Regions from separate parts of the Homo sapiens genome. Here regions 1, 2 and 3 are each linked to region 4. A link is a contact called in ENCODE Hi-C or POLR2A ChIA-PET data. All regions are on one chromosome and are shown on one strand. The core of a region is the stretch at or near the end of the contact, and the rest is flanking DNA. Distances in the headings are between cores, read along the strand shown. Region 1 overlaps CCDC12 (coiled-coil domain containing 12). Region 2 overlaps CCDC12 (coiled-coil domain containing 12). Region 3 overlaps KLHL18 (kelch like family member 18). Region 4 overlaps SETD2 (SET domain containing 2, histone lysine methyltransferase).

Region 1 (7,113 bases), core at 1-2,500, 210 kb before region 4:
CAGAGGCCCTGTCTACTCTGTTGGAGTACGGTTCTCTTCCAGAGCTGGGCCAAGGACGCCTAGGGAGCATTCACAGGGTGTCTCTCCTGGATCATCCCATTTGACAGATAAGGGGACTGGAGGTCAGAGAGACTGTACCCTTTTCATAGGATCACACAGCAGTGGCTGCACATCTTAGCTCAAGGCAATGTATAACTCCCAGCCAGGGCTAAAGCTCCTAGGCTGAGTGATTCCCAAAAGAGAAGGCCAGTGGTCACCCACAAATTCCCCAAGTCTGGCCCCTCTTCAGAGCCTTCCTGCCCTGGGGCTCATGCCATGGAATACGCCTCAACTACTTAGAGAAAAGCATCTGGGTGTGCTGGGCCAGGGGCATGTGGCAGTGAGGAGTGACATGTGGACAGAGAAGCAGGTGCTGGAGGGCTCCAGAGGGGCGTGGCTGCCTACAGCTGTGGGAATGTGGAGGGGAGACACTCCAGGAGGAGGTGGCGCCTGGGCCTGCAATGACGCGGACAGGGTCAAGGCACAAAGCACACGAGAGGCTGACTCAGCTCCAAGACTGTTGAGAGTGGCCAGTGAGGGCTGTGAAAATAGGCATGACCATGTGCAAGGCTGGGAAGGCCACAGTCCACCAGGACAGCAGTGAGAACTGAACAGCCCCAAAGGCCTCCATGAAGAGAGAGGAGCCACAAGGGGCCAGAATCTCCCGGCAGGAGCTGCGGCTAGCTACTATGTTTTTATGTTCTTCCTGCCTCAGTCTTTTCAGGCAGGGGTGGCTGAACCAAGAACTCACTGGGGTCCTCTCTGGCTCAGGGGCTCATCAAATCCTAGCCCCACACACACAGAAGCAGGCTCCCAGGAAAATGTGTCCCTGGTAACTCCACAGGGCGGCAGGGCGAGAGGTCCTGGGGGCTGCAGGGTCTAAGAAAGGCAAGGCAGAGGCAGTGGGACAGACCCCTAGCCCCAGGGGATGCAGGAGTGGCCCCTCAGATGCTGGCCAGGTGAGACTAGGCCGCAGGTCCTCCTCCTTCCCCAGTACCTCTTTCGGTTCTTGACCAGTGGTCCCTCAGAAAAGTCCTGGGCCTCTAAGGCAGGAAACAATTTCCCAACAGGCCTCCCACAGTCTGCCATCTCCCAAGCCCTCTGTCTGGACCAGGTAAAAGTGCTGCTGACTTCCTCAGGCCCTGCAAAAGCAAGCTTTCCCAGAGGCAGGGGTGTCTGTGGCTACACAGCTAGCAAGCGGCAGTGCTTTGGACTCAGGGGCTTTCAGATGCTATTCACTCTCCTATTTAAGGGCTCCACCTGCTTCCTGCCCCCAGCTTACTTACCATCTCCTTCCTTCCTGCCAGGGCCCCTGAGCCTGGAGCCTTGGGGCTGGGCTGAACCACTGCGGGCGATGGGGCAGTACCAGCATAGCCTGTGTGGAGGAAGCCCACCTGCACTCCCAGAAGGCCCAGAGATACCCCACCCCGTCCCCCATCCTTGAACACCTGCCTCGGGCCTGGAGGTACATGTCAGGTCACAGAGGTACAGGGAGACAAAGTGGGGCATGACTGGGTGCAAAGGCTTTCGTTCACAACAGGGTGGGGAGAAATGAGGAAGAGAAACTGGGTGTGGGAAGAAAACTGCAGGGATTAGTAAGAAAAAAAACTGTCGCTTTCAGAAACGGTCTCCAGGGTTCTGTGAGAAATCAGAAGGAGAGAGGAGAGGCCACAGGGAACTGTACCCAGAACTCACAGCAGCAACACGCACCCATGCCTCCAGACCCACCCACTGCCCGAGGCTTCAGAAGGCCAACTGGAGGAGTGAACCAGAAGCAAGAGGCGGGAGCAGAGCCTTGCGCCCACTGTGCCCTGCCACCCCCAGAGCGGAGCACTGGCCAAGCAGCCAAGAACATCTAGATCCCGACCACCATGGGAAGGTCTCATTCTGGGCCTCAGTTTCCACATTTAGAAACATTACGGCTGTGCTGGGTGCATCCAGCTCTATCAAGCTGGGTCCACGCCCTCCCCAGACTCACTCTTGGAGGGTTAATCTGATGTGCAGCCACTGTTGTGTGATCGCGTGAAAATGGTGCAGTCTCTGACCTCCAGTCCCCTTAGCGTGGAGAGCTAAGAGACTTCCCCTCCCTAATGCCCACTTAACTGCCCACCCCCGGAATTCCACCACTACCAAAGGACAGGAGTCTCTGGGAGAGGTCAAGGAGCATGGGGGGGTTCAGCTTGGGGACCTGGCCTTTCCAACACAGGCCCAAGATTTAACCTCCCTTATAAAAGCAGGTGGATCACTTTAGGTCAGGAGTTTGAGCCCAGCCTGGCCAACAGGGCGAAACCCGGTCTCTACTAAAAATACAAAAATTAGGTGGGTATGGTGCCACATGCCTGTAATCTCAGCTATTCAGGAGGCTGAAGCAGGAGAATCGCTTGAACTGAGGAGGCAGAGGTTGCAGTGAGCTGAGATCGCACCACTGCACTCCAGCCTAGGCTGCAGACTGTCTCAAAAAAAAAAAATGTATATATATGTATTTTAAATGGCTTTAGAGAAGTACCAAGACAGCAAGGATTTCAGGGGCTGCAATCATGGAGATAAGGGAAGTACAACAAAGTGAGCCTGACATCACGTCCCTCTTTCCCCTTAAAGCATGTCTATTTACATGCAGCAGCTGAAAAGCTGAGAGACTGAGCAGAGCTTCCCATTAGGTTGATGCAAAAATAACTGTGGTTTTTGCCATTGAACATAGTGGCAGAAACCACAATTACTTTTGCACCAACCTCATATAATCTCATGGGCCTGGAGAGAAAAAAAAAAGTGTGTTTAAGCAGAAACTAAAACAGACTACTGACTTCTCAACTGCAACTATGGAAACCATAAGACCATGAAATGGTATCTCAGAAGTGTGGACAAAATAAATGTCACACAAAATTCTAAATCTAGTTAAGAAGCCTTCAAGAGAAAGACTTTTTCAGACAAAGAAAGGTTAGGAGAATCAGTTATCAGTGAATCCGTTATTCAAGAAATACTAAAAGGAATACTTTAGGCTAGAGGAAAATGATCTCAGACGGAAACATGGAATTGCAGGGAAAAAATAAAATGCCTCAGAAAGGGTAAATACAATGGCTTGTGTCTGTAATCCCAGCTACTTCGGAGGCTAAGGCAAGAGGATTGCTTGAGCCAGGCGTTCAAGGCTGCAGAGAGCTATGATCACACTCTGCACTCCAGCCTAGGTGACAAAGCAAGACCCTGTCTCAAAAAAAAAGCAGGGGGAAAAGAGAATTTAAATGAATATTGACTGTATAAAAGAGTAATAACAACTTATAGTATTTAAAATATAGCAACAATAGTGTAAAAGGCAGAGTGGCAAATAGCCTTAAAGTGTTCTAAGGTCCTAAGCACTGTAGAGGAAATGGTAAAAATACTACTATTTTCTATTAGACTTTGATAAGTTAAGGATGTATGTTGTTATGCCTGTGGAAATCACTAAAAGAAAGGGAAAACAGCATACAATTAACAAGTTAACAGAGGAAGAAAGTGGAATAATTAAAAACAAAAAAATCCAAAAGGAGACAAGAATGGAGATAAAAAAGGAAAGTCAAGAAACAAATAGTAGGACAACAGGTTCACACACAAAGCAGGTCCAGGCTGCTATCCTAGGAGCTCCCATAGCCTTACAGTGTCCGGGGCCACCACAGCTCTTGGAGACTGGGCAGGGTGTGACGAGATGGTGCCAGCCAGAGCAGTAGGGCAGGCCAACACCTAACACCTTGTCAGCTGGCCAGGAAATACTGAAGCAGCCTGCACTCACCAGCAGTCACTGGCATCTGGAAGCCACCTTTCTGAGGACAACTGGAGCCAAACAATGGTTCTGCCACCCCCATTTTAGAATGAGGAAGTTGCTAAGGGGAGAAGGTACTAGCTCTAGCTAAAAGAAAAGAAATAAAAACAACAAAAATGTTGACAGTGGTTATCTCTAGGACTGACTTTTTTTCAAGAGATGGGGGTCTTGGCTGGGCATGGTGGCTCACACCTGTAATTCCAACACTTTGGGAGGCCGAGGCGGGTGGATCACCTGAGGTCAGGAGTTCAAGAACAGTCTGGCCAACCAACATGGTGAAACCCCATCTCTACTAAAAAAACAAAAATTAGCCAGATGTGGTGGCGGGTGCCTGTAATCCCAGCTACTCAGGAGGCTGAGGCAGGAGAATCACTTGAACCTGGGAGGCAGAGGTTGCAGTGAGCCGAGATGGTGCCACTGCACTCCAGCCTGGGCGAGAACAGCAAGACCCCATCTCAAAAAAAAAAAAAAAAAAAAAAAAAAGAGATGGGGGTCTCCCTATGTTGCTCAGGCTGGACTTGATCTCCTGGGCTTAAGCAATCCTCCTGTCTCAGCCTCCTGAATAGCTGGGACTACAGGCATGAGCCACCATGTCCAGCTCTGAGTGATTTTTACTTGCTTCTCTGATTTTCTGTAGTTTCCGGAATTTCTAATCAGTATTCTTCCTACACAGAAACAACCAACGAAGTACTCAAAAACATAAAGAGGAAACAGGCAGAGGGGCCATAAGGCAGCAGAAGACTGTGGCAGGGTTCTGAGTCAGGCAGCACCAGCACCTCAGCTCTGCTGGTGGCCAGTCTCTGTGGCTTAGGGCCAGGCTGTCCCCTAGCCAAAGGGAAGCAGAGACCAAGCCATGCTTTTTTGGGGCTTTCTGCCCCCAGAGTCTATGGGAAGGAGGGCAGCCCAGAAAGCCCAATGGCTTCTAAGACACTATCCTTTGCACCAAATGCCCTAGGCCACCCAAAGTCCACCCTATACCGGCAGCCAGTGTCTGGGTGGAGCTTTGCTGTCTCTCCACAGGAGCAGACACATCAGCCACCTCAGTGCCTCCACTGGCCCTCCCTCTGACTCAGGGACCCCAGTGTCCCCAAAACAAGTCTAAGCTTCTTCACGTGGTCCTGGCCCCACAGCCTGCTCACCCCCTCAGCTACACACTTCCCCGTCCATCACGCTTAAAGAGCCAGCTCCAGGAGGTGGCCCTGTGGGCCCCTCCCAGTGTCCCTACTCACCCTGAGGCACAGTAACCGCCCTTCTCCTGGGCCCCCTTTGCCCCACTTGCCTCTCTACCCTCTCCACAGCAGGCCCCACTCCATGCACGTGGCCCTGTGTCGGCTGCATGTCTGTCTTTCACAGCCTGCCCTAAATGCACCAGGCAGCTCCAGGAGGGGCTCAGCATACATTGCCTCAAGCTGGATAAAGGAATTCAGAAGGCACTCAAGAAAGAGCTTTATGGGTAGCCTGGGGCTCTCTGAGCCTTTCAATGACTTGAGAAGACATTTGGAAGCAAAGAAGTTGTGCCCAGCAGAGAGGGCAGGAATGTGGCTGGGCCGGGGCAGCCAACCCCTAAGCAACTTCTTTGTGGCAAAGCAACAGGGAATGCCAAGTTTGCATTCCATAGAGTTTCCTTCTAAAATGGGTAGCTGACCTTTTCTATTTACTTTACTCTGCTTCAGGCCAGCTGCAGGAGCCCGGGACATGGGCTGGCCAGGGAGGTTCAGGGGAAATCACCCCTAGGGTGCTTTTTCACATGTGCCAATGAGAGGAAGCAGGTGGAGAAAGTTGATGTTCTCTGTCAAGTATAGAACCAGAGTAGAGTTCTAGAATGGCGAAATGAAAGGAAGCTTTGAGATTATGAATCTGATCCAACCCCATCACTGGCAAACTGGCCTCAAAGCCTACACTGCTCATGGGGGTTTCATGGCCCCTGGTCCACTTCACTCACTCATGCTACCAGGCTTATCCTTTGGGGCGCTAGCCTCCCTTCTCATCCCTTATATCTTGAGGCTACTCCACATTCACCTGCTGCCCTGGGCCCCTGGAGGGAGGCAGAGAGGATAAGGACAGGACAGTCCCACATGGCCTGTTCCCTGAGAACAAGGTCCTCCACCTGGCCACCCTGGTCCCTCCTGGCCATACAGGCCCCATCAAGGGCCAGAGAGAGAACTGCTGTGAGGCACTCCTCCTAGTAACAGACCACAGGGAAGGCCACGCCCAGGATGCGCCTGCAGGCCTTGCAGAGGCCACCACTGACCAGAGAGACTGGCAACTTTGATCAAAGAACACTTTCATTTTTAATATTCAGAGTACAGAGACACTGGAGCTCTGCCAGGAAAACACACTCATGACACTCAGACATGCCCCTAATAATCCTCTGTTTGCTTTAGGCTCTGCACATAGAGACCTACCCCTTGTCCCCAATATAAATAACAAGGCTTCAGTTGCTGCTGCCAGAGGCCAGACTCGACAGAAGCATGAAAATGAGGGGAGAGGCAACTACCCCAAATGAGGTACACAACTGCTCTAGAGGCTGATCTGGTCTTTCTTTCAAGGGCCATTAAAATGTTCAAACTCCCTGACCCGGTAACCCTGCTCTGGGGAAATTATTCCATAGAAATAGTAACAAGACAGGAGCAAGCAAAACAAAGCATTCTATATACGCACGATCCTGGCAGCATAATTCATAATAGCTACAACACCTCTGGGATCTCTTCTGGCAGAGTGCCCTAGAGTGGCCTAAAGTACCACCAGGCTATGAGGGCAAAGGACAATTTAGTACAGGGATGTTTTTGTTTGGTGGTTGATATTTTTCTTTAGAACACTCAATGGCTGGCTTTGCAGCAAATGAGACTTTTAAAGAGCCCAGTGGCTTCCCCACTCGTGGGCAGAGGAGACTGTCCTCCAGCTGTCACCCAGCAAGGCAACTGTGGCCCCAGCCTGAAGAACGGGTACAGTGTAAGGCAATAAAACCTCCCTTCCCTTCTCTTATCCAGCCCACCCCAAGCCTCCTGTCCTTCTGGCCACACAAAGAGGACAAGGTCTATTGGAGCACATGACACAAGAAGTGACCATGGGCAGGACAGGGCCACATCACAGCCTCAGGGGGTGGACAGGCCTCCAAGCAAGTCCTGGCAAATGCGTCCTCAGCGGGTTTCAGAAAAAGGAGTGGGAGCGCCTTTGTGCCCCCACCTGAAACCACAGGCCAGAAAGCATGAGATAATGCACCCTCCCCAGTAGGGGCAGCCTCCACACATGGCCTCTCAGAGGCCACCTCTCGAGACCACCCT
Region 2 (6,319 bases), core at 1,654-4,153, 190 kb before region 4:
GGACAGAGTCTGACTGACCTGTTTCCTAATGTTTGAAATCCTTTTTATCAGGGACAAAACTGTTACAAATAAAATTAGAGCTGTGCAAAGTTGGTATTGTTTCTTCCTTAAATGTTCAACAAGACTTCAGTGAAGCAATCTTGGCCTGAAGTTTTATTTGGGAAAATATTTGTTATAGGACTGTATAGATTTTCTATTTCTTCTCCAGCCAGTGTTATTAATTTATGTCTTTCAAGATGTCTGTTTCACCTAAGTTATTGAATTTACTGGCACAAAGTGACTTATATTGTTCTCTTAATAGCCTAATGTCTGTAAGATCTGTAGTGATGTTCACTGATATTGATAATTTGTGTCATTTTTCTTTATCAGACCAGCTAGAGGTTTATCAATTTTGGGACGTGCCTCCATCTCATCTCCTCAGACTCGGTGTTTCAACAATGGCTTTGCTCCTCAGTCACCTCTCTCTGGAAGGATCCCTCAATGGATGAGTACACCTGCCTCTGGATGGCACATGAAGCGTGGGGGCAGAATCAATCCACATTGCTGTCTGAATGTAGTACCACTGCTAGAAGCAGGTCAATCAACAACCAGGCCTACAGGAGGAGGGAGGAAGAAGAGAGGCTGCTCTATGTCCTCCTCTTGCCCCTTCCCACCCACAGTAAGATGAAGATCTCTTTCCTTGCACCCCTCAGTCTCCTTTGTGGGCCAGGTCTACCTTGGGCACAAAGATAAAGTAAGAACCCTATCGTCAAGAATCTCAAGTCTACTCAAAGGATCAGACTTAGAAAATGTAACTCTGTGCCATGAGTAGTAAGGAAAGCTTTACTAAATATCTTGTACACTTAGGGAATTAGCAAGGGATAGGTGTTGTCGGGGAAGGAAGTAATGCTTAAACTCAATTCTAAATGTCCACTGGGGGATTATGAGGCAGCTAAAGAAGGCAGAGCATTCCTGGGAGTGGTAACTGCCTACAAAGACATGAGAGCGGAGCAAGAGCACTGTCACAGCCTGCAGAGCAGGCCCACATGGCTGGCCCAGCCTCACCTGATGCTGTCAGGGGCAGGGCTCACAGGGCATTCCTCCAGCACCGTGGGAGGGCTGAGCCCAGCATGAGGGCCGACACCCTGAACGGGCACTGTGGTAGCCTACAAGATGTGTCATGGGAGGAACGGGGAAGACCAGAAGTCAGGTGAGATCCTCCACTCCCAGCCTGGACCTGCCCCAGCCTGCTGCTGTCTGTGTGTCTGTGTTTGGGAGGGGGGTTAAAGTTAAAATGAGGGCTGGGAACTGTCACTGGGGGCGGGTGTGCCGAAGCAGGAGGACTTGAGTTCAGGGGATGAGGAATAAGCCCCTCCCTCTCCCTAAGACTTCCCAAGGACTCAAACTTTTAGGAGCTGCTGACTAGAGCTCTCCCTTCCAGAAGGAAATAAGAGAAGCAGGAAAGGGTTAAGAGAGAGACATTCAACTTCTCATCTAGGGTCTTCCCACCCTTCTTTAGCTTCCTGAAGAAGCTAGAGACTCACCAGGAACTCATGGGTACAGAAACACTTTCCAATCCCCAGGTGATATGCCCCATTAGCTCTGAGTACGCCTGCTATAATGTCCATGGGAAACTGCCCTCTGTTCAAAAGTTAAAGAGAAAATAAGACCTCGAAATCCTAGCCCCCTAAGAAGAGGCCAAACTGGCCCCACTTTGAGCCTTTCCAGTTCTGATTTGGGCCCAGGGTGGGGAAAAAAGCAAAAGAGATGGGCACATAGTGCCTGAAGGTGACAGGAAGAGACAGACAATGCTGGGGCAAACTTGGCAGGCTCCCCAGTGTCACCTTGTGCCCATCCTCAGGGCCACTGCAGCCCCATGCCGGGGTGGAGGGACTTCCTGTCGGGTGCTGCCGTGGTGGGAGCTGTGTTCCAAGGGCACTTAGCGGGTAGGGCAGTCACCCGGAGTCTGACTCACCCTGAAGATGGAGTGATAAGAAGTGAGCTGAACACCACCATGCCTGGGACCAGAAACTGCACAGATCTCTACTGCCCAGAGACTGGCAGGGGGAAAGGGGGAGAGACTCTGCTTCTCCTGGGCAGGCTGAGATCTCGTCAGGCTGCAGAGCTCCTCACTCTGGGTCCCCTGCACTCAATGTGCTGCTAGGATGACTTGGTCCGAGTATCCACTCTATCTGCTGACCAGACCAAGAGTTCCTAGAGGGCAGACGTTTGTTGTACCAGTTTGCACCCACAGGCCTGACACCAACTACAGCAGGCACAGCACTGTGGTAGAGGAGTGCACAGGAGCGGGGAAATCCCAGCTCCATTTCATCTTGGCTGTGTGACCTTGGGCAAGTTATATGACCTGTCTGGCCTCAGTTTCCTCATCTACAAAAATGAGGATAATCATACTGACATCATATCACCATTACAAGGAAATGATGAAGGAGAAAAGCCTGCAGCTTAGGGAGCCTGAAGAACAGGGAGAATCAGGCCAGGGCAGGAAGGAAAGGGCTGCAGAAAAGCCAGCGGGGCACAGGCCCAGAACGGTGTGCCTCTGCAGAGGTCATGGGAAGCTCCCATGCCCATCATCCTTATCAGATGTTCTCAGCAATCCTGTAAGCAGACAGGGCAGTGTTGTAATACCTGCTTCACCAAGACATTAGGAGATGACGTCAGATGATCTGTGCAGTGTAGACAGATCTGATTCCCCATTCAGTGCTTCACCAAGAGTCAGCAGGAACAGGTGGTGACTACCATCCAAGAGGCTGGGATTAGCTAAGAGCCACTGCTCTCCTGTGGGTTCATGTGTTCCCTAAAGGCTTCTGAGCAGAGCAAGAACAAAGCGCTGAGCGGGAGGCTGGGAGAACAGCGAGGCTAGAGATAAGGACTGGAGATAAGGACGGGAACTAGGTCAACAGCGGTGGACTAGAACAAGGAGGTGCCTCAACGCTGTGGGGAGACAGGGAGGAGCAGAAACAACTGAGGTTCTGCTGGTGACTCACTGGGGGAAGGAAGGCGCCTTTGACAAAAAGGTGGTGGCACTTAGGGGACAAAGAGAAAGGGTGTGGCAGCCTTCAGGCATTCTAACGGTGAGGCTTGACACCCAAGGCCTGACGAAGGTTGGTGCCAAGGGATAGCACCTGTCAAGGTGCCCTCAGCGGTGGAAAGGAGGGCCCGCTCCACTCAGAAGAGAGGCACGCTGGGCCCCACCATCCATATGGCACCTCAAGGGCCAGGCCACGGCATGCCTAGTGCAGCTCCTCGCCAGGCCCGTCACACGGCCCTGCCCAGATATCCTCCATGTGTCTGTCAGGAGTGTGGGGAGCCAGCCCAAGTCAACTCTGATCCTATTCTTGCTGCAAGTGCTCAAGGGAGGCACTACAGAGCTCCTCCAGCAGACTTTATCAGTCGACAAATACTGACTGGCTCCCCTGTGGTACTCCATGCTGTACTCAGATACTCCATGCTGGGTACTGAGGAGGAAGAGGAACGAGTAGGCACCTAGTGCCCACAGAGCAGGGCAGGGGTTCTTATCCTCGGTGCACAGATTCCAGAGGTCAATGACCAGACAGAAACACAGGCGAGTGTGAGAAGGTGAATCTTAGTGGATGAGAAATCTGGAGCTCTTCAGATTCTCAAGGGGGTGGTGACCCACAGGGGAAAAGGGAAGGTGTCAACAGCCAGGGAAGGCAGTGTTTTTTTGGGTGGCATTAAGAGGTGTCTACAGAGGCTTTCCAAAGGAAGTGTCACCTTAAAGGATGAGTGACAGTGGGGACAGAGGGACGGAGGGGGAAGAGAGCAGAGGGAACAACCAGAACCATTAGTATGCAAAAGGCCCCTCCCACTGCCCTGAGACTTCACCCACACTGGCCCCAGCAGGAAATAACCTCTTGAAAGGTCACACAGAGGGCAGGGCAAAGACCAGTCTCTTCCCCTTCCTTCATATGCAGCCAGACTGGACGAGTTCCTCTGGGAAGTCTGGCCTGGCTCCAAACTCCCTCCAGGGTCCTCCCTGTAGGGGCACTGTGGTATGCAGGAAGCCCAGCCTGCAGCCCTGGACTGGGCAGGTGGTGGGAACATCAGGACACACTGCTTACCAGTGGTGGGACCTCCCTGAGGCTCTGTCTCCTCCCCTGTCAAAGTGGGGCTGGCACTACTTTAACAGGGGCATGTGAGGATTATACAAGGCAACTTGGGTCCACCATGTGGTACAGGGTCCCGCATGACCCTGCACCATGAAAAACTGCCTGCTGGCCGGGCACAGTGGCTCACGCCTGTAATCCCAGCACTTTGGGAGGCCAAGGCAGGTGGATCATAAGGTCAGGAGTTCGAGACCAGCCTGGCCAATATGGTGAAAACCTATCTTTACTAAAACTACAAAAATTAGCCGGGCATGGTGGCGGGCGCCTGTAGTCCCAGCTACTCGGGAGGCTGAGGCAGGAGAACTGCTCGAACCCAGAGGTAGTGGTTGCAGTGAGCCAAGATTGCGCTACCACACTCCAGCCTGGGTGACAGAGTGAGACTCCATCTCAAAAAAAAAAAAAAAAGAAAAGAAAAAAAAACTGCCTGCTGACATCTTGCAGTGTCCCAAGTCCTGCTGTCCCTCAGCGATGGGCCTAATTCGAACCCTGGTTCTTGCTGCATCCCTCTTAGGGAACCTGATGCTCCTTCTGTTCTCACCCACCCCTTGCCCTGACACAAAAACCAAGAAAGCACTTAACAAGAACCCAGGACCCAGCACCCAGGGCCCAGATCCATGCTGGGAAACAGAAGGCCTATTAGTATTAGACCAACCAGAAGAGAAATTGATCTACATTTGCATTTTTTTGAGATAGGGTCTCGCTCTGTTGTCCAGCTGTCCAGGCTGGAATGCATGGTGCAATCATAGCTTACCACAGCCTGAAATTCCTAGGCTCAAGTAAACCTCCCACCTCAGCCTCCTGCATAGGAGTAGCTAGGACTACAGGGGCATGCCACCATGCACAGCTTTTTTTTTTTTTTTGGGGTAGAGACAGGGTCTAACTATATTGCCAAGGTTGGTTTCGAGCTCCTGGGCTCAAGTAATCCTCCTGCCTTGGCCTCCCAAAGTGCTGGATTATAGGCATGAGCCACATGCCCAGCCCATTTTTTAAAATGTAACAACATTCATGTGAATGGAGCACATTATCCTTTTCTGAAAGTGCTACATTTTTTTGGCTAAGTCTCTGTATATGCTAAACTTAATTTTTAAAAGTGAGGCTCAAATGGAAATAACCTGTGTCCATAAATGGATGAATGAGTAAGAAAATTTAGTATATACACACAATGAAATACTATTCAGGCTTCAAAAAAAAAAGAGGAAATCCTGTCATTTGCAACAACATGGACAAATCTGGGGAACATTATGCTAAGCGAAATAAGCCAGGCTCAGAAAGACAAATACTGCATGATCTCACTTATATGTGGAATCTAAAACAGTAGAACTGGCCAGCCACAGTGGCTCACACCTGTAATCCCAGCATTTCGGGAGGCCGAGGCGGGTCCCAACTACCCAGGAGGCTGAGGTGGGAGGATCAAACAAGGCCACGAGGTCAAGGCTGCAGTGAGCTGTAACTGAACTACTGCACTCCAGCCTTGGCAACAGAGTGAGACTCGTATCTCAAAAAAATTAAAAATTAAAATAAAAAAATAAAAAGTAGAACTCACCGAAACAGAGACTAGATGGGTGGTTACAGAGGCTGGAGTTGCAGGAGAGGTGGAGAAAGTGAAGATGTTGGGCAAAGGACACAAAGTTCCAGTTAGGCAGGAGGAGTGTGTTTAAGGGAGCTACTGCACAGCATGGTGATCGGTTAATAATAATGTATATTCAAAATTGCTGAGCCTAGATTTTAAAGTCTCACCACAAAAAATGTTAAATCAGCTTGATTTAATCTTTCTACAACGTATATTGTAGAAACATCACGTTGTACACCATAAATATACAGCTATTATTTATCAATTAACAATTTTTAAAAAATCATTTTAGGGCTGGGCACGGTGGCTCAGGCCTGTAATCCCAGCACTTTGGGAAGCCGAGGCGGGTGGATCACGAGGTCAGGAGATCAAGACCATCCTGGCTAACACAGTGAAACCCCGTCCCTACTAAAAATACAGAAAATTAGCCGGGCGTGGTGGCGGGCACCTGCAGTCCCAGCTACTCGGGAGGCTGAGGCAGGAGAATGGCGTGAACTAGGGAGGCGGAGCTTGCAGTGAGCCAAGATTGTGCCACTGCACTCCAGCCTGGGCGACAGAACGAGACTCCGTCTCAAAAAAAAAAAAAAAAAAAATATATATATATATATATATATATACTTAATGA
Region 3 (6,696 bases), core at 4,122-6,621, 210 kb after region 4:
AGTCCCAGCTACTGAGAAGGCTGAGGCAGGAAGATTGCTTGATTCTGGGAGGTCAGAACTGCATTGAGCTATGATAGCACCACTGCATTCCAGCCTGGGTGACAGAGTGAGACCCTGTCTCAAAAATAAAAAAAAATTAAAAACCACATGAAGGAACCTGGATTCTCTTAGAGGAGACAGTGAGGAGCCACTGGACGGACATGGTGCAGGTACAGGAGGAGCAATCCCTCTGGCTGGGTGGGGTCGGATGGGACTGGTAGGAAAGCCAGGCTGCCTGTAAAGAGGCTGTTGCAGTGGTCCAGATGAGAGGTCAGGGGTAGGGCACTGGTAGTGGGGATGGGAGCAAGCACTGACTAGGAAGCAAACCAGCCAGGACTTGGGGGACCACAGGAATGTTGATGGTGAGGGAGAAGCAGCCAGAATAGCACTGAGCTTTATAAGTACAGCAGCTAGAGGGCTGGTGGTCTGCTTAACAAGGCAGGGAGTGCAGGGAGGAGCAGAACTGTAGGAGAAAGAGGTCTTGTATGAGACAATGATTTTGAGCAGCCATGGAGATGAGCAGAGAAGATGGGCTGTGGGTTTGCAGCTTGGGTGAGAGGCGGCAGCCAGGGAGAACTGTCAGAGAGGTGGTGGGAGAGGTGATAAGAGATGGAGAGATGGCCAGCACAGTTCACCTAAACCCTGCTAGGCTGTCTTGAGGGAACAAGAACCCTGAATCTCATGCTTCCCCTCCTATTTTGACTCTTTCCTGAAGATGGACAGTGGTGACCTCGATGAGCTCGAATCGCAGTGCTGCTGGGGTTACAGTCTTTGAGGGCAGGATATATGTGTCAGGCGGCCATGATGGTTTGCAGATCTTCAGCAGTGTGAGTCTGGGCTCCCCCTGGGATAAGGGTACCTACTTCTGTCTTTGAGATTTATTTTAGAAGATCATTATTTGAAAAAACTTCAGCCTTGCCACAGCTGAATAAAGTATCATCTAGTGAGGTTTCAGGCTATCCACTGCACCTTCTGAAATTCTGAACTTCCAGAGAATGAGCCAGTGTACACAAAAGAAGGGCAAAGGGTAGTCACATCTGCAGCCACCACCCTGTTCTACTGTCTGTTGAACACTACATAGAACTTGTGAGATTCCTGCCCAAAGTAAGTTCAGTTATAGACCAAGTGTAAATTTGCAAACAGTTGTATTCTTTTGGATAATTTGTTTGAAATTGTATTTATTCTGTAAAAAAGGCTCAACAGCCATTTACTAGTCATTCCATAGTCAGTCAGTGCTGCAGTGGAGAGCCCTGGAGATTACAGGAGACCCAGCTCTCATACAGGTTCTGTCACTACCTAGCATTGCATCCTTGGGCACATCCTTTTTGTTTCCTTAGATGCAAACAGAAAGGGTTAGGTGAGGTGACCTCTCCCTGTCCCCATACACCAAAGAGCAGGCCTGCAGCAGAGGGAATACTGGGAGAGCTCCTTGTCCCCATACCTCCCACAGGAGTTTGACATCATGGGGGGCTGCTGTGCCCTGCACGGTCACTCCATGGACTGAGCTTTGCCTCTGACTGTCCTGTACCTGTGCCTCTCTCCCCACTGCAGGTGGAACACTACAACCACCACACAGCCACCTGGCACCCTGCAGCTGGCATGCTCAACAAGCGCTGCCGGCACGGAGCCGCCTCCCTGGGGAGCAAGATGTTTGTCTGCGGGGGCTACGATGGCTCTGGCTTCCTCAGCATTGCCGAGATGTACAGCTCTGTGGCAGACCAGTGGTGCCTGATTGTCCCCATGCACACGCGCAGGAGCCGGGTCTCCCTGGTGGCCAGCTGTGGGCGCCTCTACGCTGTTGGGGGCTACGACGGACAGTCAAACCTAAGCTCAGTGGAGATGTATGACCCAGAGACAGACTGCTGGACATTCATGGCCCCCATGGCGTGCCATGAGGGAGGGGTCGGTGTGGGCTGCATCCCTCTCCTCACCATCTAAGGCAGAGGATGGGATGTGGTGGGGCAGGGATCTGGTACAGACATAGGCGCTTCCTTCCAGGAACAGTCCCTCAGGAGAGGCAGTGGACCAGAAGAGATGGCGAAACGTGAGCTCGCCGGAGGTACAGTTTTTCCAGGTGCTTAAGCCCTCCCCCACTGTGCCACCCTTGTGACCTTCAGGCTTGGGTCATCAAGATGCACAGCATGGAACACAAGCTCCTCTGGATCCTGCAGCTGGTGACATGGAACTGTTTTCTGGTCCACATGAACACAGGCTCCATCCAGGCCCAGCTCCTACCCACCGCCTCTCTGTGGGCCAGCTGTTCACAGAAGGCCTTCCATCTGATGCTCCCCATCGCCTGCTTGCTCTCCAGCCGAGTCTGGCCAATTTGCCATGGGGAGGCTGCAGTGTCCAAGCCTGCTGGAAACTGGGATGTAGCTGGGGACGAAAGGACAGACCCAAGCGTTCTCCCTGCCTGAGATGGTGTGGCCACAGCAGTGGAAGGCTGCACACAGGCACATTCCTTCTTCCACAGTGGGGCACCAAGGATTCTGTCCTCATTGCTGGGTAAGCAGGGAGAAGAGAAGTTTTCCCCATGTCTAATTTTGGGATTTCAGTGAGGCCTTTTGATCTGTCCAGGAGAACAGAAGGGAAAAAAAGATACTTGAAAGAAACTGAAGGAAATTTAAACAAAGAAACACTTGAAAGAAACTGGAAAGAAAAATAATTTTTTTATGTGAACAAATTTTGCAAGAAGAAAAAAGCATAAAAGACACTAACGGCAAATCTATGTTTAAATGGAAAATCGTCTAACTGGAGAAGGGCGGTATCCACCCCACATTCGGATCCCAGGGTCCTGAGGCCTCGCATTGAGCTGGGGGTTCCCTCTGAGCCCCAGTGTGTGTGGAATCAGTGCACTCTTGACTGGGCCTGTAGTAAGGTGCTCATGGGGTTTGTCTTCTCACCCACCATCAGAGGACTTTTAAAATCATAGGCGTAGAGAGTTAGGCTATCTGCTGAATTACTGCCACTCTTCTTGGTGGGGGCTCCTAGCTGTGGCTGGGGGCTCCAGGCGCCCCTGTGATTACCTCCTACTGCCACCATGGCGCTCATTCAGATTCCCCACTCTCACTAACATTGCTTCCTTTTTTGACCAGCAGGAAACAGCAGGTCTGGCCAGATTCTCACTTGCCCATCAATCTCGTTCTTGGATGATTTCCCTCATTGTGATGCTTCTGGGGCACGTTGACCATATGCACCTCTAGAACCTAACCAGGGCTTCCTTCTACCAGCTGTGGGCGGGCTTGGTCTGGTAACCTTGTCTGCTCTGCCATTCCACTGCTCCTCCATCCACTCGCCAATCCCAAGAGTCTGGCCTCCCTCCAGCCCTGGGCAGACTGACCAGCAAGGTGGACCTTTACATTCAAGCACAGCTGGCTTTTATGACATAAAGAACTAAAGGCCGAAAGAATCTCTTGCTGCTGCAAAGAACAGATTTTATATTTCTTCCTCTAATCTTGGCAAATGACCTTTACCTTTTGGAAAGATTTCATATTGCTTCCTCCTCCCTGGATAGGACCTAATGTAGCACAGCGGGACTCAAAGAGGAGGACATTTTCTCTTGCCAGTGCACTGGGCAGTGGGGCTGTCCTTCAACTGCTGCTGCCAAAATTGGTTTTCTAAAATTCTTCCAGTAGAGACTAAAAGAAGATTCAATTCCTGTAACCCAAGACTGAGTCTTAGGGCTCCAGTCTCCACCTGCTTGGTTTCCTATCCTTTGCTGCCTGCCTGGGGTGGCCTGGAAGCCTGTTCAGAAAGGCACAATGTGGAGCCTGGGGTGTCTCCCCCACCCCAGGACCGTCAGGTTTACCAGTGTGTGCAATCGCCATGTATTCAGAGGGAAGTACCTTTGTTACCTACAACTTAGGAGCTAGGCCTCTGCTACAAGCACTTGAAAATGATATTTTTATTTTTAACGTCTCAACAATCTGATATCGGATGTCGTTTAACCTGGGCTCGTGGTAGGGCTCCAGCATTTCTCCCTCCTTCCTGGTTTGCCTGTAGGGGTAGACTCGGAAGGTGGGTGGGGTGTGCATTTCCTGTTAGGAGTGTATCAGTGCTTGTCTTATTATAAGCCCCTTTCTTTTGTGAATTTGAAGTAGCACCAACAAGCCTGGATTGTGAAGGTATTAAGAATCGGTCTGTGGGCTACTGAGTGGGTCCTTAGGATACTGGCCCAGATTTTGCCACTGGGTATGGCAGATCATTTTCTACCATGGCCTGCTGCTCTTGTAGTGGACTTCCTGAGTCCAATCCCACCTCCTGGTGTAGAATTTACACTGCTGCACCTGAGGTCGATGTTTCAAAGTAAGATCAAGCCAGTGTTTTGATCTGGGCTCTGAGCACAAGTCAGGAAACACCAACATATTCACACTCTCCCAGTAGGTTCCTCAGTCCGATGGTGAATGGCTATTCGTAAATGGCTGGTCTGGCTCTTTGGTGTTGGAGCCTTTCCAATAGCCCCATGAAAAGAAGCATCACCCAAGGATATTGTAAAAAGGATGTAACAAGGAGATAGGGTAGACATTGTACTCAGTGGGCCTTGGGGCCTAGCCCAGCTCTGAGCAGAGGACTGTGGCATTCACTGTCCTTGAGTGTTTCACCTTCTTGGATAACACACGGGCCTTCTCTTCTGGATTTCATCAGAGATTACAGCCAGATGGGGGCTGAAGACCATCCTCTTGACCACAGAGGTGTGACTGTGGGAATTCCTCCCAATTTATGGTTTCCCAGAAAATCTTAGTTCCTTTTATTTATAGAATGCATGTCTTTTGTGTTAAGAAACCAAAGAGAAATAAAGAGAACACTCCTAATAGCTCTTGTCCTTTCTTGGTTTATTTCTCAGATATTAGAAGTACATGTTTGTTTTTTAATTGTGATTCACTGAAAAAAATATATTGGACAAAATGGGAATATTTCTGTGAATATAAGGGAAAAGCCAGATGTACAGCAAAAGTAGTCTTTGGAGAGATTTATTTTATGAGAGTCACTTCTGGTGAAAAATATGCAAAGACTTCATTTGCACTTTGGGACTGCATATTGGTGCCTGTCCTGATCGCCCCTACTCTCGGATTTCCCCTTTTCTCCATTCACTGCCCTAAAACTCCAGAGTTTCCCAGTGGAATGTGGCTGCCTGTTGACTGCCTGGAATCAGCATCTCCAGCTCCTTTTTTATGCTCTAGGCGAGAGGTGCTTTAACTTTGGTGCACATAAAAGTCACTGGAAAATGTTTAAACCACAGATCCGTTCCTAAGTCCCTCTCTAGAGACAGGTTCCCTAGGGCTGGGGTGCAGCTCAGCATTCTGGCGTGAGCAAGTTTCCTTGGTGATTTGCATGCTCTTCAGTGTGAGAACTATACTCCCATCTTCAGTTTCACTTCCCCAAATACAGCCGCATTCCAGATCTGCTCTTCCAAGATTACACTGTGGTTAGTGTGGTTTTGCCTGTTGGGAAACTCTTCAGTCACACTTTTCCAAAAGTCAGCTTGTGATCAATCTTGTCCATTGGACTCCTGGATGGCAACTTAATTTTTTTAAGTTTTTGGAAGGCATATCACTCCCACACACACCCCACCAGGACATGTCTTACATATAAACACTCTTATCAGTTGAATCTCACATGGTCCTCAGTAATCCCCACGGAGCAGGTAACATTTTAGCATAAGGAAACTGCCTCAGAATGGCCAAGTAATTGACCTGACTCCAGCTAACCAGTGGCATTGTGAGAAATTGAGACCAGATCTCCACACTCACAGTCCAGTCTGCCTAAGGACAGCAGTGTCTTCCACCTGTGAAGGGAGCAGCATTCCTCCCAACAGTCATAGACCTTGGAAAAGCAGACTGGGCAGCAAGGGGAAGAGTGAAGAAGCAGGTGCCTTCATGCTGAAAGAGATAGCCAGACTATCTGGGAACTCTGCCCTCTGGGAGAAAGGCCTGTTGCTTGTAAAGTAGTAGCAGCCCTTTCCATGTAATCTATGCCCCCTTGACCAGAGCCAAAGAGCCCCATAGGTGAAGAGTGGACTGCTAAGTCAAACTGGATTCATCTGCTTGACTTTCCATTTCTTTTTTCTTTCTTTCTTTGTTTTTGTTATTTGGACTCCTTTCCCCCTCATGACCAACAGCAGAGCCCACTCCATTTCACCCCAAAGTCCAGCACTGCTGCTTTTTATTGCTACTCACAATAACCTAACAGTACACAACATTGCTTACTGCAGCCTTGAACTCCTGGGCTCAAGCGATCCTCCCACCTCAGCCTCCTGAGTTGCTGAGACAGCAGGTATGCACCATCATGCCTGGCTATTTTTTTTATTTTTTGTAGAGAATCGGTCTCACTATGTTGCCTAGGCTGGTCTTGAATGCCTAGCTTCAAGCAATCCTCCCGCCTTGGCCTCCCTAAGTGTTGAGATTACAGGTGTGAGCCACCACGCCCAGCTTAGTTCTGCAGTTCATAAAACCTAAACTTCATAGCATGACATAGAATGTCACTGAGATACTGACACTTCCTCTCAGCTGCCCAGCAGCGGTCTTCAGGATCTCAGTTTAGATGTTACCTTCATGAAAACATCTCTGGTCAGCGTGGCACTCCTCCTCCATCTGCTGTGCTGGCCCTTGGCCATATTCTACCATGCAGTGACCTGTTTACCTGTTTTACCTGCTACGT
Region 4 (7,240 bases), core at 1,296-3,795:
AATTTTTGTATTTTTAGTAGAGACGGGGTTTCACCATGTTGGCCAGGCTGGTCTCAAATTCCTGGTCTCAAGTGATCTGCCCACCTCAGCCTCCCAAAGTGCTGGGATTATCATTTTCCTACCTAGTTAAGCTGCTTTTACACTACTCCCCAGAAGGAATCTCAATAGCTATGGTGGTCTCTTTTAAGTTCAAATCTAGATCAGTCTTGTTCAACGTCTTTCTTTCTTTTCTTTTTTTTGACAGGGTCTTGCTCTGTTACCCACTGTCACCCAGAGTCTAGGCTGGAGTGCTATGGCACGATCATAGCTCATTGCAGCCTCGAACTCCTGGGTTCAAGCAATCCTCCCTCCCAAGTCTCCTCAGCTGGCTAATTTTCTTTAACTTTTTATAGAGACGGGCTCACTTATCTTGCCCAAGCTCTCAAATTATTTTTTGTATTGCTCGTTTCATCACCTTCCTCCCTCTCAGCCTCCACACTACACACATACCACATCACCCCCATATCTACCTTAATCCACTCAGGGACCACTAAAGCCTTTCCTTCCTTTGACAATTATCTGAATGTCTAGTAGGTACTCAGCACTATTATGCCTTTTCCTATCCTTTTCTTACCTTTCCAGATACTACTACTAAATTCAACTCCTACAGCATATACTTTACAATCTGACAATCACATACAGCCTTGACTTGCATTTATTGTTCTTGTCTCCCCATATAGAGTTTAAATTTCAAAGAGACAAAGGCAACATCTTGTCCTTATTATATAATCTCCCCTGGGCCTAACATTCCCGTTCCTATCATACATTCTCGTTACTTTTTGAATCAAAGAAACTCCTTAACAACAGTACTAGTTTTTAGCTTCCTCACTTCAAGCAATTCTTAAAGGAAAAGAGGGAAACATCTCAAAACTGACATGTAGAAAAAGCAAGATATATAGGCCATAAAATTTATGAAATTTGCCGCATTCTCATCTAAGAACAAGGACACGTGAAGACAAGTGAATTAAAAAAAAACACTGATGAAAAATATACGTTATTTATGTGGTCAATAAAGCTATGAGTGATACACTGCTTTATCAAAGACATTGAAATTTCAGGTAAAGCACTTTGGAGTAAGTATGCTAACCTGAACTAGCATGAGTAGACTTGATATACAAGCACTCCTTCTCACTTGTTTAAGTCCACATCTTCAACTGGTATAGTATCTCAAACATACAAAGAATCCTATTGATCAATATATACCGACTAAATCTAGAAAAAAATAACTTGATCATACTCACCAACTATTCTTACACCCCAAAAATAGCTGAAACTTTATTTTAATGTGGAATTACTACACAAGTGAGTAAAGCTAACTTATTTTCTTTAAAAAAGTCACTTCTAACAAGAAGTGACTTTGTTAAAAAGCTAATCTCAAATGTGTCACTACGGAATTCTAATCAGTGAGGAAAGGTTAAGACTATAATCCCAAATGTTAACAACTGTATTTATGCCTGAAATGTTTCTCTACTTGTCTGCCAAATAGATACACAAGAATACCTACCTAAAGTGAATGATATTCACCTGTTAAAGCCATCTGCTTTTTCCAAAACCCATAAGTTGGAACGTTGGGTGACCTAACCTGAACATTTTAGAGCCCAGTGTTGAAGACTATTGTATTCAATTGAATTCCAGTAATTTTACTCATTACTCTGAGTTAATCTTTTCAATTATCCATTTGTTTTCCTCATTAGCAAAAAGTGAGAGAGGAAAACCTCCAATACCAAATAAGCCTCAAAAGATAAATATGCATAAATGCTGAAATTCATCTTTAGTACAAGCCAGTGAATCACACAGAAAGAGTTGACTGGCCAGGTGCAGTGGCTCACGCCTGTAATCTCAGCACTTTGGGAGGCCAAGGCGGGTGGATCACTTGAGGTCAGGAGTTCAAGATCAGCCTGGCCAACATGGTGAAATCCTGTCTCTACTAAAAATACAAAAATTAGCCAGGCATGGTGGCAGTCATCTGTAATCCCAGCTACTCGGGAGGCTAAGGCACAAGAATTACTTGAATCCCAGTGGGGTGGAGGTTGCAGTGAGCTGAGATTGCGCCATTGCACTCCAGCCTGGGTGACACAGCGAGACTCTGTCTCAAATAAAAAATTAAAATTAAAATTAAAAATTCTAAGTATCGAATACGAAGAAAGACATGAGATAGGTTTCTGAGGGAGATGGCTTGTTATAATTAGACTATTATAATTAGACTGTAGACTCTAAGCTCGCTTGGTTAATATTGTTTTTTTGTGAGACAGGATCTCACTGCCCTCACCCAGGCTGGAGTGCAGTGTCATGATCTTGGTTCACTGCAACCTCACACCACCCACCCCCGCCCCATTCTAGTGATCCTCCCACCTCAGCCTCCCAAGTAGCTAGGATTATAGGCACACACCACCATGCCTGGCTAATTTTTGAATTTTTAGTAGGGATGGGGTTTCACCATGTTGCCCAGGCTGGTCTCAAACTCCTGGGCTCAAGCGATCTGCCTGCCTCAGCCTCCCAAAGTGCTGGGATTACAAGCATGAGCCACTGCACCCAGTTGGTTAATGTTTAAACTGTACCTATCTTGTATTGTACCAGACTAAGTACTTATGTCAGCCTTCCTGTCCTACTCTTGCTTAACCACATTAAATGAGAATACAAAAACAGCTCTTTCAAGTTACAGCCTTTCATGCAAATTAGCTCTGAAAAACCCACCTTCTAAATAAAAACACAGAAATAAAACCTGTGATGTGATTAAATGGAAAGACATGAGAAAGACAAGGTCTCTCTTTTTATACATATTTCAGATCTCTTTCCATCATAAATAACTGCTTACTTTCATCTTAATACTAAAAATGCTTCTGAAAATAATTTTATTATTTCATGTTTCACAAGTAAGTTTTCTTTTGTTATAAAGAAAAAATAAAAAAATGTGTGGGCTGCTTTCTATTTTAGAAACATACCAAGTACAACAATTCAAAAAGTTTCTAGCATAAGTTACCACCCGACCAAAATCAAAACACATTAAAAAACAATTCAGTACTCTTACGGAACAAAAGCTTAAATGCAATAAAAATAGCCATTGTTTATTTTCTGGTTTTGGTAAAGAGTTTAAGCATTTTTTTTTCATTGTAATTAATGTCTGAGGTATAGAAGGAAAAGGTTTCAAGTCAACTAACACAACTACAAGTAGGGTAAAAGCTATCCATACCTTAAAAAAAACACTTGAAACACATATTCTTACAAGGCAAAGCCAAATGATAATATAGGATGATTGTGAATTACAATGCACTGAATGCACCACTATCCATCATTTCATACAGAAAAAGGTTAAAATAAACTGCAAAAGGCTATCTGTGTGCTAGTAAAAGGTTGTAACAGTGACTGAATAACCCTGGTACATCCGTTCAATGTGGTAGTATGCAGCTTCAAAAAGTTCTAATTACGAACTTTGATCTAAAAGATCATAATAATGGGCTGGACGTGGTAGCTCCCCCATCTGTAATCCCAGCACTTTGGGAGGCTGAGGCAGTAGGGTTGTTTGAGGCTAGGAGTTCGAGACCATCCTGAGCAACATAGTGAGACCTCGCCTCTACAAAAAATAAGCAAAATTAGCCAGGTGTGATGGTGTGCGCCTGTAGTCCCAGCTACTCAGGAGGCTGAGGTGAGAAGACTGCTTGAGCCCCAGAGGCCAAGGGTGCAGTGAGATGACATGGTGCCACTGCACTCCAGCCTGGGTGACAGAGCAAGAATCTAAGTTAATTAATTAATTTAATTAAAATAAAAGGTCATAATGAAGATCTCTGTATACTGCTCCGGAATGTACTGTTAAGGAAAAAAAGCAAGAAACAAAACAGTAAATTTAGTATGCTACTTCGTGGTGGGGGGAGGTGGGGAAGGGGAATACCATATATACATTGTCTTTTTTTTTTTTTTTGAGATGGAGTTTTGCCCTTGTCGGCCAGGCTGGAGTGCAATGGCGCAATCTCGCTCACTGCAACCTCCGCCTCCCAGGTTCAAGCAATTCTCCTGCCTCAGCCTTCTGAGTAGCTGGGATTACAGGAGCCTGCCACCACGCCCAACTGATTTTTTGTATTTTTAGCAGAGATGGGGTTTCACCATGTTGGCCAGGCTGGTCTTGAACTCCTGACCTCAGGTGATCTGCCCCACCTCAGCCTCCCAAAGTGCTGGGATTACAGGCGTGAGCCACTGCGCCTGGCTCATTGGCTTCTTATTTTCAAAATGGAAAAATGAAAGTTGGGGCTGGGCATGGTGGGTCACACCTGTAATCCCAGCACTTTGGGAGGCTGATGCTGGAGGATCACTTGAGCCCAAGGAGCTCAAGACTAGTCTGGGCAACATAGTGAGAGCCCATTTCTACAAAAAATTTAAAAATTAGCCAGGCGTTGGTGATGCATGCCTGTAGTCCCAGGTACTCAGCAGGATGAGGCAGGACCACTGCTTGAGCCCAGGACGTCAAGGATGCAGTGAGCTACGATCTCACCACTGCATTCCACCGTGAGCAACAGAGCAAGACCCCGTCTCAAAAAACAAAACAAAAAAACTTTATTGGGGAAAAAACCTTAACAAAAGTAGACATAAAATTCTGCTGTGTTCAAGGAGAGAAACACTAATATTCCAAATATTTAAATCCACTTTCCACCTATCTGTAATCTTTTAGGATAAGGCACTACAGTGCTAAATTTTCATTTCCTGCAAAAAATATCTTTTGTGCTCTTAAGGTAAACAGAAAAATAAGAGTATTTTTGAACATCATTTTGCAGATTAGAATTGCTATCTAGTCTACTGATCTTTTTAATTTCTGTAAGTTGCTCATTATTAAATACTAACAGTATATAACTGCATATTCATATAATAAAGCTAGTTGATCTATAAAACAAACTTTTATCAGAACTTTATCCCATTGGTTTTATATCTCAAATGTCAAGTTACATTATACCAGAACTTTTTTTTTTTATTTTGAGACGGAGTCTCGCTGTCGCCCAGGCTGGAGTGCAGTGGCGCGATCTCGGCTCACTGCAACCTCCACCTCCCGGGTTCATGCCATTCTCCTGCCTCAGCCTCCCGAGTAGCTGGGACTACAGACACCCACCACCACACCCGGCTAATTTTTTGTACTTTTAGTAGAGACGGGGTTTCACCGTGTTAGCCAGGATGGTCCCGATCTCCTGACCTCGTGATCTGCCCGCCTCGGCCTCCCAAAGTGCCGGGATTACAGGCATGAGCCACTGCGCCCGGCCACATTACACCAGAACTTAAGAAAATGCAGTTGTCCCACAGCTCTAGCTGTCAAGTTTCTAGCCACTTAATCAGAGACAAAACTTAAGTGCTATAAACAGCTCACTTGAGGAGGCCAAATCTTATGCTCTATGACAAAGAACTACTCCAAGCTGACAAAGTAAATGTATACCTCACAGAAACAACACAGGGCAAAATATCAGAAGCCAGGTGCAGTGACTCACACCTGTAATCCCAACATTTTGGGAGGCCAAGGCAGGAGGATCACTTGAGCCCAGGAGTTCAAGACCAGCCTGGGCAGCACTGTGAGACCCTGTCTCTAAAAAAAATTATAAAAATAAATAAGTCCAGCCGGGTGCAGTGGCTCATGCCTGTAATCCCAGCACTTTGGGAGACCGAGGCAGGCGAATCACGAGGTCAAGAGAGCGAGACCATCCTGGCCAACATGGTGAAACCCCGTCTCTGCTAAAAATACAAAAATTAGCTAGGCGTGGTGGTGCATGCCTATAGTCCCAGTCTCAGCCACTTGGGAAACTGAGGCAGGAGAATCGCTTGAACCAGGGAGTCAGAGGTTGCACTGAGCCGAGTTCGCACCACTGCACTCCAGCCTGGTGACAGAGCGAGACTCCGTCTCAAAATATAAAAATAAAAAATAAGTAAGTCCAGAAAAAGAAATAAGGCCAGGCACGGTGGCCCACACCTGTAATCCCAGCACTTTGGGAGGTCGAGGCGGGTGGATCACTTGAGGCCAGTAGTTCATGCCAACGTGGTTAAAACCCCATGTCTACAAAAAATACAAAAATTAGATGGGCACACACCCGTAATCCCAGCTACTCGGGAGGCTGAGGTACGAGAATCGCTTGAACCCGGGAAGCTGAGGCTGCAGTGAGCTGAGATCACACCACTGCACTCCAGCCTGGGCGACAAGTGAGACTCTGTCTCAAAAACAATCAATCAATCAAACAAACAAACAATAAATAAATATTTTAAAAATAACAGAATATGGCTTGGAATTAAATAGTAGACAATATTATATCCAAAAGTTAAAGTACGCAGCTGGTTTTCATGCCTACATCTACAGAGGTGAGAACACTGAAAAATCAAAACTGACAATGTGTAAACATAACTAGAATGATGAAAAAAACTGCAGGTTGAGTAACGCTTACTGAAAACACTTGGGACAGTAAGTATGTCCAACTTTTTCAGATTCTGGAATATCTGCATATACACGAGATATCTTGGGGCCAGATATCTTGGACCCAAGTCTACACACCAAATTTGTTTATGTTTCATATACCCCTTATACACATGGCCTGAAGGTAATTTTATACAATATTTTTTAATAATTTTGGGACATGGAATAAACTGTGTTGTATGCCTGTGTTTTGTTTTTGTTTTTAAGAGACGGGGTCTTGCTTTGTTGCCCAGGCTGGAGCAAGTACAGTAGTACAATCCCAGCTTGCTGCAGCCTTGAACTCCTGGACTCAAATGATCCTCCTACCTCAGGCTCCTGAAGGGACTACAGGTGCATGCCACCATGCCCAGCTTGGCTGTGTTTTGACTGCAGCCCCTCACATCAGGTCATGTGTAAAATTTCCCACTGTGGCATCATGTCAGCATTAAAAAAGTTTTAACTTTTGGAGCATTTCAGATTTCACATTTTTGGATTCAGCTGAGGCCTGTATACAGTTTAAGAACTATATAACCTAAAAGGAACTATGCAGCTGAACAGGTGTGGTGGCTCATGCCTGTAGTCTCAGCACTTTGGGAGGCCCCCAACAGGAGGAGTGCTTAAGGCCAGGAATTTGAGACTGGCCTGGACAACATAGCGAGGCTCTGTCTCTACAAAAAATAAAAAATTAGCTGGGTATAGTGGCTTACATCTATAGTCCCAGATACTCAAGAGGCTGAGGCAGGAGGATCAGTTGAGCCCAGGAGTCTAAGGCTACAGTGAGCTATGATG

The links. Hi-C counts contacts between places; a loop is a spot of excess contacts on that map. ChIA-PET counts read pairs that join two places held with the same protein, here RNA polymerase II (POLR2A). Pooled maps may share reads with other maps.
Region 1: a loop to region 4 is called in a map with no recorded cell type, with 5 times the contacts of the local background. The contact joins two enhancer-like sites. A Hi-C loop is called at or near these places in 2 of 37 single-sample maps with no recorded cell type and 4 of 50 pooled maps. POLR2A ChIA-PET finds 5 or more read pairs at or near these places in 2 of 52 experiments (GM10248 and OCI-LY7).
Region 2: a pooled map shows a loop between it and region 4 (4-fold over the local background). The contact joins two enhancer-like sites. A Hi-C loop is called at or near these places in 1 of 37 single-sample maps with no recorded cell type and 3 of 50 pooled maps. POLR2A ChIA-PET finds 5 or more read pairs at or near these places in 3 of 52 experiments (GM12878, OCI-LY7 and activated T-cell).
Region 3: a map with no recorded cell type shows a loop between it and region 4 (7-fold over the local background). The contact joins two enhancer-like sites. A Hi-C loop is called at or near these places in 1 of 37 single-sample maps with no recorded cell type and 2 of 50 pooled maps. POLR2A ChIA-PET finds 5 or more read pairs at or near these places in 3 of 52 experiments (WTC11 and activated T-cell).

The regions. Positions count from the first base shown.
Region 1 is chr3:46,925,746-46,932,858 of GRCh38, forward strand. All of the region lies in intron 2 of CCDC12 (coiled-coil domain containing 12), which reads right to left. Among named protein-coding and RNA genes, the nearest start is that of CCDC12, 47 kb to the right of the region's middle. RefSeq lists enhancers at 1,481-1,860, 4,860-5,375, 4,882-4,931, 5,376-5,891, 6,082-6,191. Within about 2 kb of position 1,251, at least 22 of the 41 ENCODE cell types and tissues checked have a DNase peak (open chromatin) inside an H3K27ac peak, as active enhancers do; they include OCI-LY7, where a contact is called at or near this core.
Region 2 is chr3:46,945,513-46,951,831 of GRCh38, forward strand. The region is part of intron 1 of CCDC12 (coiled-coil domain containing 12); the gene reads right to left. Among named protein-coding and RNA genes, the nearest start is that of CCDC12, 28 kb to the right of the region's middle. RefSeq lists a silencer at 2,727-3,021. Within about 2 kb of position 2,904, at least 32 of the 41 ENCODE cell types and tissues checked have a DNase peak (open chromatin) inside an H3K27ac peak, as active enhancers do.
Region 3 is chr3:47,341,965-47,348,660 of GRCh38, forward strand. It overlaps KLHL18 (kelch like family member 18), which reads left to right. Exons shown (of 10, transcript NM_025010.5): 9 at 755-866; 10 at 1,591-4,852. The coding sequence ends at 1,977. Among named protein-coding and RNA genes, the nearest start is that of PTPN23, 36 kb to the right of the region's middle. Within about 2 kb of position 5,372, at least 4 of the 41 ENCODE cell types and tissues checked have a DNase peak (open chromatin) inside an H3K27ac peak, as active enhancers do.
Region 4 is chr3:47,138,731-47,145,970 of GRCh38, forward strand. All of the region lies in intron 1 of SETD2 (SET domain containing 2, histone lysine methyltransferase), which reads right to left. Among named protein-coding and RNA genes, the nearest start is that of SETD2, 22 kb to the right of the region's middle. RefSeq lists a silencer at 3,544-3,643. Within about 2 kb of position 2,546, at least 4 of the 41 ENCODE cell types and tissues checked have a DNase peak (open chromatin) inside an H3K27ac peak, as active enhancers do; they include OCI-LY7, where a contact is called at or near this core.